Linked DNA regions of Homo sapiens: region 2 is linked to region 1. A link is a contact called in ENCODE Hi-C or POLR2A ChIA-PET data. All regions are on one chromosome and are shown on one strand. The core of a region is the stretch at or near the end of the contact, and the rest is flanking DNA. Distances in the headings are between cores, read along the strand shown.

Evidence for each region. Hi-C counts contacts between places; a loop is a spot of excess contacts on that map. ChIA-PET counts read pairs that join two places held with the same protein, here RNA polymerase II (POLR2A). Pooled maps may share reads with other maps.
Region 2: a loop to region 1 is called in a pooled map, with 2.6 times the contacts of the local background. The contact joins two enhancer-like sites. A Hi-C loop is called at or near these places in 1 of 168 maps with a recorded cell type or tissue (CD4-positive, alpha-beta T cell), 1 of 37 single-sample maps with no recorded cell type and 3 of 50 pooled maps. POLR2A ChIA-PET finds 5 or more read pairs at or near these places in 1 of 52 experiments (AG04450).

The regions. Positions count from the first base shown.
Region 1 is chr20:24,632,162-24,638,183 of GRCh38, forward strand. All of the region lies in intron 3 of SYNDIG1 (synapse differentiation inducing 1), which reads left to right. Among named protein-coding and RNA genes, the nearest start is that of SYNDIG1, 170 kb to the left of the region's middle. RefSeq lists enhancers at 1,556-2,208, 2,292-3,491, 2,373-3,211. Within about 2 kb of position 2,775, at least 5 of the 41 ENCODE cell types and tissues checked have a DNase peak (open chromatin) inside an H3K27ac peak, as active enhancers do.
Region 2 is chr20:24,670,007-24,676,028 of GRCh38, forward strand. No RefSeq gene overlaps it. Among named protein-coding and RNA genes, the nearest start is that of SYNDIG1, 200 kb to the left of the region's middle. Within about 2 kb of position 3,810, at least 4 of the 41 ENCODE cell types and tissues checked have a DNase peak (open chromatin) inside an H3K27ac peak, as active enhancers do.

The DNA.
Region 1 (6,022 bases), core at 1,525-4,024:
GAGGAGTTTGGAAGTCAGCCTATCTTTCTAGTTCTGTGAATTCCCTGCTGCGTAGATTTCACACGTAATTTACTTTTTATTTTATTTTATTTTATTATTTTATTTGAAACAGTCTCGCTCCAGGCTGGAGTGCAGTGGTGCGATCACAACTCACTGCAAACTCTGCCCCTCAGGTTCAAGTGATTCTTGTGCCTCAGCCTCCTGAGTAGCTGGGATTACAGGCACATGCCACCATGCCTGGCTGAATTTTGTATTTTCAGTAGAGATGGGGTTTCACCACGTTGGCCAGGCTGGTCTCAAACTCCTGACCTTAGGTGATCAGCCTGCCTCGGCCTCCCAAAGTGCTGGGATTACAGGCATGAGCCACCACATCTGGCCAGAGTTCACACCTAATTTAATAATAACACCAGTGAAAAAAAGCAGGCTGCCTCATTTCAATGAGAGTTTTTCAAGACCCCTGGTCCCAGGACCATAGGGGTCCCTTTTCTTGTTCTTTGTCAAGAGTCCAGGTAACAAGATGATAACGTGGCCCTGCTGTCGTGAGCGGGGAAACAGCAGGAAGCCTTGCTTCCCTTCAAGTATTTAGTGCCAGCTGGAGGGATAAAGAGACCTGTAAATAATTGTGGCTTTACAAGGAAACAAGGGAAGGCCATCGGGGCTTCCAGACACAGGGATGACAAGCTGTTTTCCTCCCTTCTGGAATAAATTCGCGAGAAGCTGAAACAGAACTTGAAATGAACTTATTTTATGAAGGCTCTGGAGGGTACTGCCATAGATTATGTGAAGTTTGTTTTTTTTTTTTTTTCGTTTTGGTCAATAAAGTTACCACAGGCTTTCATATCACAGAATAACCTTTCCCATAGTTTCCAGTGGTTCTTTGTGCTCTGTTCTAGACCTCCTCCCCCGAGGAAAATCAGAGGCGATGGGCAGACCGTGTCGAATCTGAACATGACGTGGCTTGCTGCAGCAAGCTTACTGCCATGCTAAACACTTAGTGAGGAAGCATGCCTGGAAACTGTCCCTCTGGTCAGAGTGCCTCCAGACCCAGAATGTCCTGGCCGCAATCATTCAGGCACATGTTACTGTCCTGAGTACAGACGTAGGATCTGAGCCCTCGCTGGCTGCAGAGCCACCACTGCCCACCTCTCTGGCACGTGCCTTCCTCCCTGACACCACCCAGCCCGAAGGCCCACAGTGGAGTGCGTGATGCCCCTGCTGTGCCCCTCCTGGTTTATCCGTGCCTGGCAGAGTCCCAGCACCCAGCACGGGAGCAGGTGTAGGGGAGGCTCAGAAATAAACATGGATCAATATTAACTGGTAACGTTCACGGGGGGGAATGTTCCAAAGAACCTTGTTGAAACCCTCTAAGTTGGTCCCCTTTTGATTCTAGTTGATCACCCTGGAAGAAATGGCAGCATTCAATTCCTCCATCCTTTTTTCCAGTTCGCAAGGGCTGGTTCCCTGGACCAGCAGCATCAGGGTCATCTGGGAACGTTTTAGGATCGTGAAGTCTCGTCAGCTCCCAAGACCTGCTGACTCGGAAGCTCTGGGGACGGGGCTGGCAGTCTGGGTGTGAATGCCCTCTGAGGTTGCTGTGGAGACTCCTGAGGTAACACATGCTGAAGTCAGCCTGTCCTAATGGACCAGGCTCTTGGTTAGGAGCCCCAGCACCTAGGGGAGGCCGTGGTTCAGGGTTGTTGGGGTGTGGGCACAGCACGTGACACCCGCACCAGCCGCTCTCACCTTTTCACTCCTGCCCTCCCAGGTCACCTGCATCCGCCAAACTCTGCCTGGGGTTCCCTTCGTTATCAGCAGAGCACATAGACACATGTCTGGATTTGTTTATTCATTGTCTTTTCAAATATAGTGTACTCAACTTGGAAAACAGAAGGAGGAGGAAGAGAATGGAGAAAGAAAGCATGAAAACTGAACCTCTCCTCCATGCCCCTTTCTCAAAGCCCCTCCTCCAGGGGGACCCCGTCTTTCTGTGCCTTTATCAATGTGTGTGTGGGCAGTTTTGATTTACACGTAGAAGACCATCAAAGTGCAATGCAGCTTGCTTTTTCACATAATGTAAATACTTCTGGTATCTGCATATAAACACCAGCATTGACATTTTTAATGATTTTGTAGCATTTTGATGTATGAATTGCAATAATTTCATTACAGTAATGTTTTCCCTAAAAATGGACATATCAATTGTTTTCAACTTCTCCTTTTGCAAATATAGGATATCCACAAGTGAAATTCCACCAAGTCAAAGGTTATTCACATGTAAATTTAGCTACATACTGTAACTTCTCCTCCAGAAGTCCGTACCAGTTTTCATTCCTATTAACAAAATGTGAATGCCTGTCTTTCCCACCTGAGCTCAGTGTTCCATTTTCAACAATCTGATAGATAAAATAAAAGATATTGTCAGTTTCAGTTTGTGTTTCATTGGTTACTATAAAGCTGAACATCTTTATGTGTGTTATTTTTTTTCCTGCTTTTATTTCCCGTATAAATTTCTAGTTCTACATTTACCATTTTGTATTGGGTGTTCACATTTTATTAATTTGTAGACCTTATTTTTCTGACACAGTTTTTAGTCTGCTGTTCATGAGCTTTACTGCAAACATGTCCTCCTGCCAGACTTGGCTGTCAGTGGTGCCTCTTGCTGTAGAAAGGAGTCCTGGAGTATCTTCAGTGGTTGCTGGAGGGAAGCTTCCAGGGCACTACAGTCCAGTTCTTTACAGCTGCTGAGCATTGGTTGTGCGGTGTCTCACAGTGACTCAGCAGAAGACAGAGCCTGCACTAGTGTCTCCCAGGCATCATCGGATCCTGCAGCTCCCACACGGCAGCCCCAGGAGCAGCCTGGCAGTGTGACTCAGCAGCTTTCCTTGCCTGTTCTGAGGGGGCGCAGCTGGGGACAGCACGGGCTTCTGCCCACTCCTCACCCTGCCAGCGGGAAGCCTCCAAGACTTGGGAAGGAAAGGCAGTGAAGACCTCACTTGTCTCCTGCTGGGCCGTGGGCCCAGGTGCTGGCTTCACGGTGGTGACTCATGAACACACGAAGAATTGGGTGTGCAGAGGAGGAGAAACCATGCAGTGAAGAGCCCCATCGTCCTGTCACAAAATCCACTGCTAACTTTTTATTTCTACACCTATCTCCTCATGCTTCACAGAACCTCTGACCAAAGCAGCTTCCTCTTATCATTCACAGATTTTATAACTTTCTGCCTTTCCGAACGCGCTCTTCATTCCTGGTCATCTTGCATAATTTCCCGCCCGTGATTCTAAAGAAGAGAACCTATTGCTATGATAAAAGCTCACTGCAGATTCAGGGACATTGCACCTTATCCCAGCGGACACCAAGGGTCTCTGTGCTGGTTGGGTCTTGCCTCCAGTTCTCATCTTTCTTATTAAATACTTAAGTTTCTAAACTGGAGACTTTTCTTGATGAGGAGGCCGACTAAAGGAGTACCTTTTTATAAGCTTTTTTTACAATTACATTCACATCACAAAACACGTAGTTTTGTAACAGTGCAGTTATTCACACATGCCTCTTGTTTTTCAGAGCACCCTTTTCTCCCCTTCTGTGTTGAGGGTGGATCTCACGGCCACACAGTTAACCTATGTTAACCACCTCGACTGCCCTTCCAGTTTCCTCCACACTCAGCCATTTGCATATGCACACACATCTAGCACCCGGTCACCATGCCATCTACCACTGTGGGGACCCTCTCACCAGTTTATTCTCATGAGAGTAAACACACTTTCTGTATCTCAATGTTTTCACTGACAATACTTTCCAATATTCTGGAAATTTTGTAGTTATTGTCTTTAGCATTCATGAAATACCTGCATAACAATGACTGTCGTTGACCCAGCTGTCTTTCCAACACTGCTTGTTCACTGTTGTCTGGACTTTGGGGGGGCTCTATGAACAATGTTCCAATCAAATGTAGTTTTTGGTGAAAGTTTATATCCATATTTGCCGGTATATGAGACTGGGCTGCAAATAGGGTACTTCAATTTTCATGAGAAAGCTTAACTTCTTTTCATCATGCATAAGTTGGAAGTGATTTTCATCTATTATTGAAGCTGCGTCATTGTTTGGGGTAAATACCCAAGGTTCATTGTCTCGTGCCAAGGGAATAGAGGAAATGGACATACAAGAAGTGTATTTAAGAGTGGAGGTTTAATAGGCAAAAGAAAGAGAAAAGAGAACAGCTCTCTCTCCTGCAGAGAGAGAGGGGCACCTGAGTGGGTCTTCTAGTCCATGGCAAAGTACATGGGGTTTTATAGACTGGCTTGAGGAGGCAGTGTCTGATTTACATAGGGCCCAAAGATTGGTTGGACCAGGTGTGCCATTTACATAGCACACAAAGAAGCTGGCCACCTCTCCCTAATGTTTTACTATGCAGATGGGGTCTCTACCTGGCCAGTGCCATGTTGTCTGCTCCTTACTGTGCACGTGGTTGACAAGGAAAGGAGATGATGGAGTGCCATGTTGAACCTGCCTGGCCACCATGTAGCCTTTTCCTATTGGCACAGCTGCTGGCATTCACCCATGCAAGCTTCCAGCTTATCTATGTCTGCAGCTCAATTTTACAGGCTGCTCTTTGTTAGAAAAGAAGTGATTTGGGGGCTGCTTTTCATTAAAAGGAAAATCTTACCAAGGACTCTCTTACCCTCGCTATCTGCCTAAATAATTTCTTTTTAACTGCTATATCATTATTATAAGATAAAATCTATATTGATCATGTCAACAGACCTAGGTTCTGCCTGGGGCGCAGTAGGAAATCACAAGTTGCAATTGAGGCCTTGCATACCATCCAAGAGGCTCCTGAGAATTTTCCCCTGCACATGGGAAGTCATTGCTTGACCTTTTCCCTGTGGGGGATCCTGCAAGGCAGTTCCCTGCAGCCACGGGCAGGGCCCGGGGAGGGCAGGCTGCTGCAGCCTCAGCAGCCCACCCTTCCAGCAGCTGAGGAGGGTACATTGGCTGGGAAGAGGGGTCTTGGTACAGCTCCTACAGAATCCCACATGGAACTACATGCAGCATAGATGCCAAATACATAGTGAACAGAGGAGTGAACAGCGAGCAAGAAACCCAGCACTCTGTGGTGTGTCTCATATGGTAATTACAAGCCACATGGTAATTTACGATTCCTTCCCTTCAGAGCTACATTTTCTTCAAGTCCCTTCCACGTCCCCTCCCTCCACTCTAACAGCCTCTTCCCTGTGAAAAGCAGTGGCATTGGAGAGACAGAAAGAATAGGCCCATAAAGACAACCCTCTCATTCAGAGACATCAGCCCTCAGAGGTCCCACCTAGCCACTGGATCTTCTTCATGAAGCCTCTTGCTCACCTAGAAAACCCCAGCAAAATGTGGGCTCTCCAGACTTCTGCCACAGAGAAGACCCTTCTAAAATGCTGATATTCCTAGATGTGATACAGATCAAGTCACTAAAGTCCTAAATTTCAAATCAAGGAAGGAAGGGGGAAGGTGATGCCAGAAACAGAACAGGCAAAGAGCAGAGCAGGTGCTCTGCCAGCAGGCACCAGTCAAAGGTCCAGCAGTAAAAGGTGTACAGGTGTCACCAAGAGCCTCAGTCACCACAGCAGGGCAGAGGCAGTGGGCTGCACCCACCTAGTTGGCTGGTGTAGACCACCCTGGCTCCCTTCGAGTCTCCCCAGCCCCAGAACACCCCTCAACTATCTGTAGACTCCTCTGTGTAGTCAAGACTTCTTGGCAGAAATCCAGGGCTATCCTAGAAGCATCTTAGAAACTGCTGCGACCTGGAGGGGTTAAATGCCTTGACCAAGGCCACAGCTAGTTAATGGCCAAGCTGGGACTAACATCCAGTCATCCAGTGTCCGAGAGAGTGTTCCCTCCAAACACTGCATCATTTAGCCTCACGCAGTCCTAAAAAGTGGAGGTGAATGAGTTGCCCAAGTGAAGCGGGCACGGCTCACCTCTCAGTCACAGAGGAAAAGCAGCCAGCTCAAAGCTGCACTGTCAACTCATACCAAA
Region 2 (6,022 bases), core at 2,560-5,059, 39 kb after region 1:
TAGAGACATTCCCAGTGGGTGGGGCCGGGCTTGGCTTTCCAAACCCAAACAACAGGAGAGGGGCGATTCATGCTGTGGGGAAACCTGTATTTTCTTGAGCTGAAAAGTGGGAAACCAGCCTCTACTCCAGGAGAAAGGCCAAGGGCTCAATCCTTTGGGTTTTGTTGCTGCTCCTGCTGATGGTGTTTGGTGTGTTTTGTTTGTTTTGTTTCGTTTTGGTGTGGTTTGATTTGGTTTTGAAGGCCCATGGGGTAGGACAGCTTTTTTCAGGAAACCTTTAAAGGCCCAAGGACAGCAGCGTGCAGGAAAGGTTGAGTCCTGGCCTTCACACTGGGGACACAGACCCACACCCGCTCCAGGATGCCCACCGTGAGCCTCTCACGTTGGTCTGAGGGTAGCCTGAAGGGCCTCTAGGCACTGTTGACAGCTGTCTCTGGTCACTTCTGTCCAGCAGAGGCCACAGACCCACCACAGTGCCTATGGCTGCACATGCTGGCAGCTCCACAGGAGAGAATGAGGAATGTGAAGAGCTGAATCCACGAGACCTGTGCTCAGCTCCCAGAGCAGGCTCGTACCCAGGGCTCCCAGGGTGGGCTCATGCCCAGGGCTCCCGGGAGGGGGGGTGGTCCCAGGGAGGACCCGTGCCCAGGGCTCCCAGGGTGGGGTCCCAGGGTAGGCTCTTGTACAGGGCTCCCAGGGTGGGCTAGTGCACAGAGCTCCCAGGGTGGGGTCCCAGGGTGGGCTGGTGTGCAGGGCTCCCAAGGCAGGCTCTTTCCCAGGGCTCTCAGGGCAGGCTTGCTTGCTCGCTCACACACTCCAGCACAGCTGGAGCATCCACTGCCGGGCCTTCCCATCACGGCCCTAAAGCCATTAGTTAGGAGCGACAAGGACAATGTCTTTGTCCTGATTCTGACCAAGGTCCTTTCTGACTTTCATTGCAGGCAACTCAATTGCCTAATGTGTGTCTACAGTCACCATGTTGTGTTCAAATATCACAACAAGGAGCCACAGGCACACAGTTCCCACATTAGATCTGAATAGTTGCCTTGACCTGTTCTTGAGATTTCTGCCTCTGCTCCAATCCAGGACAAGTGCTGTGGCTGCCCTGGCATCAGGCCTGGCTTCTCAGTGCCACTGCCCCTGCCCCAGCAATGCAGGGGCAAACATGGTGGATCTGGGCTGCAGACTACGAGACAAGTGTCCCCTTAGCTGAGCATGTCGTCAATCTCCTCCGTCACCCGCATGCCCTTTGCTCCAGCACAGAATGAGCCCAGGGCTGCGCTTGCCCAGGACAGAGAGAATTCAACAACTGGGCCTACACTCAGTCAGTAAAGGCTGAGTGAAAATGAGGTGCTCTGGGAGGTGCCAGATAGGTCCTGGAGGGCTTATCCCCTGCACCTCCTACTGTGTCTAGGGGATTGCACTTTGCTTTTTACTGAAACCAGGTCACTGGGGGCAAATTTGAATATACATAGACAGAGATAGAAATAAGATATTTAAGAAAGAGAGAGGTGACACAAAATCACGGTATCTGCACCACTTCCCCCAGCTCCAAGCCAGCGCTCTCCATTCTGATCAGCCTTTGCTTATGACACCTCAGGACACCAGAGTCCAACTTATGACACAGCCAAAAAATGGACAATGATTTGAATCTGTTGTCTATATATGCCAGAGCATCCATATTTGGGTTCCAATTATTTTATTAAACCATTCAAGATTTGCAGGTGGAACAAGATGGTCCCAGTTCCCCTAAGTCACCTGAGCTAATGTCTTCATTCCCTGGATAGAGTTGGCACATTTTAAGCATCATCTATTTTTCTACTGAACTGGCTGATGAAGTGTTCCTGCTAAGTAGGAAGAATCTGCTAAGGTGGGCCCCGACTTGCTGAGGGCTGAATTGGCGGAAGGGCTGCTGAGGAGCTGGGAGACCTCTCCTGCTTAGCACAGCGAGCGACTCTTCCATTATTCTCTCAAGATGTCCTTCTGTCATTAGCGACAAGGGATGGTCACTATCCCACCACAGTCTTTAACGTAGAAAAGAGATGAGGCTCACTTGCCCTTCTTTTTAGTCCATAATGGAATAATGGGAAGGAATTAAATGTAAAGCTTTGTTATTACTCCCAGAGAAGAATCCAGCTCTTCAGGTATTCTAAACCAACTCTCCATCTGGCGTTTGTAGATTCTCAAACAATAGGTGCTTTAAAAATAATACATATCTTAAATTTGAAGAGTGCATTGCAAACTGGTCTGTTTCATATTCTCAGCAGTCCTGTGCCACATCTGAAATGGAACTCAAAAGGCTGTTTCCCTCAACACCCCCGGGTGACAAACCCGGATTTGGGCTCAGCCAAGGAGCAGTGAGGCCAGTGCCCCATAATCACGGTTGCAAGATGGCCACAGCACTCCCTGAGTCTCGTCCCGCTGAGACCCCAGCAAAGAGGGTCTCAGTGCAGGCTGTGTTCACCCCTGCACTGAGCATCCCCTTTGGGGAGTATGTGGTACCAGGATGATTTGCACCAGGAGAGAAGCTGGGGATGTCAGGCTTCTTCCAAATGCCCTGCCCTGATGTGTGGCTTCCCCCGGAGCAGGTGCAGCCTTTCAGGCATGAAAGGGACCTCCCCACAACCCCCACCCCAAGGCTTCATCTGAGTCCAGTTCACAAGAAAGTGGTGACTGCAGTGGTTGACGTGGAAGGCAAAGGCCTGGAGAATATGCAGCCGGGGGCCTGGGTGAGCCATCCATGCTCGGGGATAACAGAGGTCTGACAGCAAATAGAATCAGCAACCGGTGTCAGCTTTGTACCCACTCCTGGGAGATACTTGTGAATGTTTGGGGAGACATTTTTGGTTATCACAACTACCCCTCTTATGGATAGAGTCAGGGATGCTGCTCAACATCCTACAATGCCCAGGACAACCCCCACAAAGAGAGCTAGCTGACCCCAAACCTCAGCAATGCTGAGAATCCCTGCACTATTCCACCCGGGTTGGTTACTCACAACACAAACATTCACATTTTGAAAAGTGGCTCTGAATTAGTCACCATCCAGATGGAACCTGCCAAGTAAGCTTGGAATCCACTCACAGACCTATGAAAGGACTTCCCTGAACACCCCTATCATAGTTTAGCTGAAGAGAGGAAGGGAAAGTGGAGAAAGGGAACAAGGGAGCCACCCCCTCCTCTGAGCCCTGCAAGAAGCCTGTGGAGTCGAACATCACTTCAGCTGCCTGGTGCACACTTCCACCTGCCTTCACCAGCAGTGTGCTGATTCCCATCAAACAGGAGCAGTGAAATGGCCACTGCCTCCCACTGGAGGTGGCCTGGGGCTTTGTAGAGAAAGCTTTCAGGGCCGCTCAGTCACTGAGTCCCAGAAATCCTCTGATCCAGAAAGGGCTGTGGGTCTTATCCACAGAGGACAGAGACAGGCCCCACAGGAGAGGAATGAGCCCAAGTCAGCCAGGTCATGGTAGGTGGGGACTCAAGTCTCCTGGGTGGTGGGTGAGCCTCCTTCCCAGCTACTCCGCTGTGGGCGAGGACCAGGGTCTAACCGGGTGGGGCACAGGCATCACCAGCAGCCTTGCCATCCTTTCCGGGATGGTGGTCTAGATGAGGCTGGGAACCATGTGCTCTGCATTGTGCAAGCTGTGGGCAAGAAATCAGACCCACAGAGCACGACTGCTCACAGAAAAAGTATGGTTCCTTCTGCTCCTTCTACATGAATTAGGAGAGGACTGCATTTGAAAAGAGGTTGGACAAGGCCTATCAGAGGCTGTAGGGGAGGTTTGGGCTTTCATTTAGTTATCTGCAGGTTTGTTCATTCTGAGTCACTCAGCATCACTGTGGAATAAAGCCAGAGGTGCAATGCACGGGGCAGGCATTCCATGCCCCCTTGTGAATGCCAGGACAGTTTCACAAGCATTGCTGAGCACCTATTGTGTACAAGGGCTACAGTGGGCCCTTGGGAAACAAAGATGAGGAAGGGGGCAGAGCTGGAGAAGTGCACAACCTCACTGGAGACAGTGCAGGGGCAGAACCAAGGCCATGGGCACCGCGCCCTCAATGCAGGGGCAGGGGCCTAGGGAAGGGGTCAAGGCCGTAGACCACCCAAGTCCAAGAGCATGTGTTTGTGGTGGGAGGTGCTGCTCAGGCCAGAGTAGCAACCTTGAGGGAGACTCATTCATTCTTCCAGCTTCCTGGGACACTCTTCCAGTTCTCAGGCTTCCATCAACACTTTGCAAATGCTGCATCTGGCCCCATGTGCACATATCTGTGGTGCTTGTGTGGGGGCGGGTTCCTGCCTACGCAGCTCTGTCAGCTTTGGGAGAGATGGAGGTGCTCCCCAGGACCCCCACACCTGGGCGATGGTCTCCCTTCCTAAAGGGGATCAGTGAGCGGCCACAGCGCTCTCCTTCAGTCACTCAGATGGCCACTGTTGAGCATTGCCTATGGCAGGGTACGTAAGGCAGGGCCTTGTTTCTAATGGGCCGAGAAGATCATCTTGACAGTAGGGCGCTGGCAGAGGAAGAATCAGCCTGGGGTTCTCCCTTTTCAGACCCATCATGCCCATTCTCACATTGAGGATGAGGGGCACTGATAGAGGGGCATGGTGCGGAGGGAGGGTTCTGCCAATCATGGAGCATTCTATGATGTCATCTTCATCTGTACGGTGGTCTCAGGGGTCTGTATCCTCGTGATCCCCATGTCCCAGATGGAAGGCCAAGGCTCAAAGAGGTTAGGAAATAAATTGTCCCAGGTCACACAGCTGGTACAAATCTCAGCTTTGCTCCAGCTCCGCCCGAATCCCAGATTGGTGGTCTCAACTGCTACACACTCCACTCCACACACGCACCTTCTGGCATAGTTAGCTTTGCTGGCCGCTAGTTTGCAAAGGAAATGGAGGTGTGGCCTTCCCAGTTTTCCAGGTGTGAGGTTCTGGGACTGAGAAGGCCTTGCCCGCCCTCTCCACTGCCCTTGATTGGGATTCTTGGTCCCCACCACTCAGCTGGGTAGAATCAATCAGATTATATTTTGAGCTTGGGAAGATGAAACTCAGGTCTTCTCTCTGGAGGGGAAGGTGATTGGTCCCAGAAAGGGAAGGCAGCCCGTGTGTCTGGAGGGCCCCTGCACTGCCAGTGTGTAGCAGACACCATCACAAGCTCTCCCTTTGAAGCCCCACCACAGCCCTCAAGGGGGATATGGGTTTTAACCTTCCCACTCTACAGATGGGGAAACAGAGGCTCAGAGAACCAGTACTTTGCCTGATGGCAGAGCTGGTCCACAACAGGCCAGAGTCAGAGTTCAGGTACGAGTAGCTCCCCAGGAGGCCAAACACCCAAAACACACCCGTCTGGAGAGTGGCCTCTTGAGGAGTTGCCTGTGTGGCTTTGCCAGGGCTGCCGTAACGAACATCACAGACCAGGCGGCTTAGACAACGGAAATGTACTTCCCATGTTCTGGAGCCTGGAAGTCCCAGATCAGCTGTCAGCAGGACTGGTTCTTCCGAGGTCTCTCCTTGGCTTGTGGGTGGCTGCCCTCTTCCTGAGTCTCCTGCGTACATGTCCCAATCTTCTGATAAGCACACAGCCATCTAGGATCAGGCCCACCCCTGGTGACCTCATTTTAACTTAACCACGTCTTTAAGGATTCTATCTCCAAATAGTCACATTCTGAGGCCTGGGGATTAGAATTCCACCATATGAGTTTTGAGGGGACACAACGGAGCCCAAGTCACCACCCAAGCTCATGCATCTCCCATCCCTGTCCAGATACACTGCCAAGCCCCTTACCAACACCCAGAAGAGCTGCCATCAGCCACACCCACATCTGTCTGTCTGTCTGTCCACCCGCATCTGTGGGCCCCACATCCATGCTGTGTTTGATCCATGAAGGGTTCAAGCTGCACACACATGGGCAGTGGGTGTTCAGTATATGGACCCCTTCTTCCCAAGGCTGCAGAGAGACCAGCTGGCATCTGCACAGGATTCAGACTTGGCTGTGTTGACTGAGCTGGGGATGCTGCCCC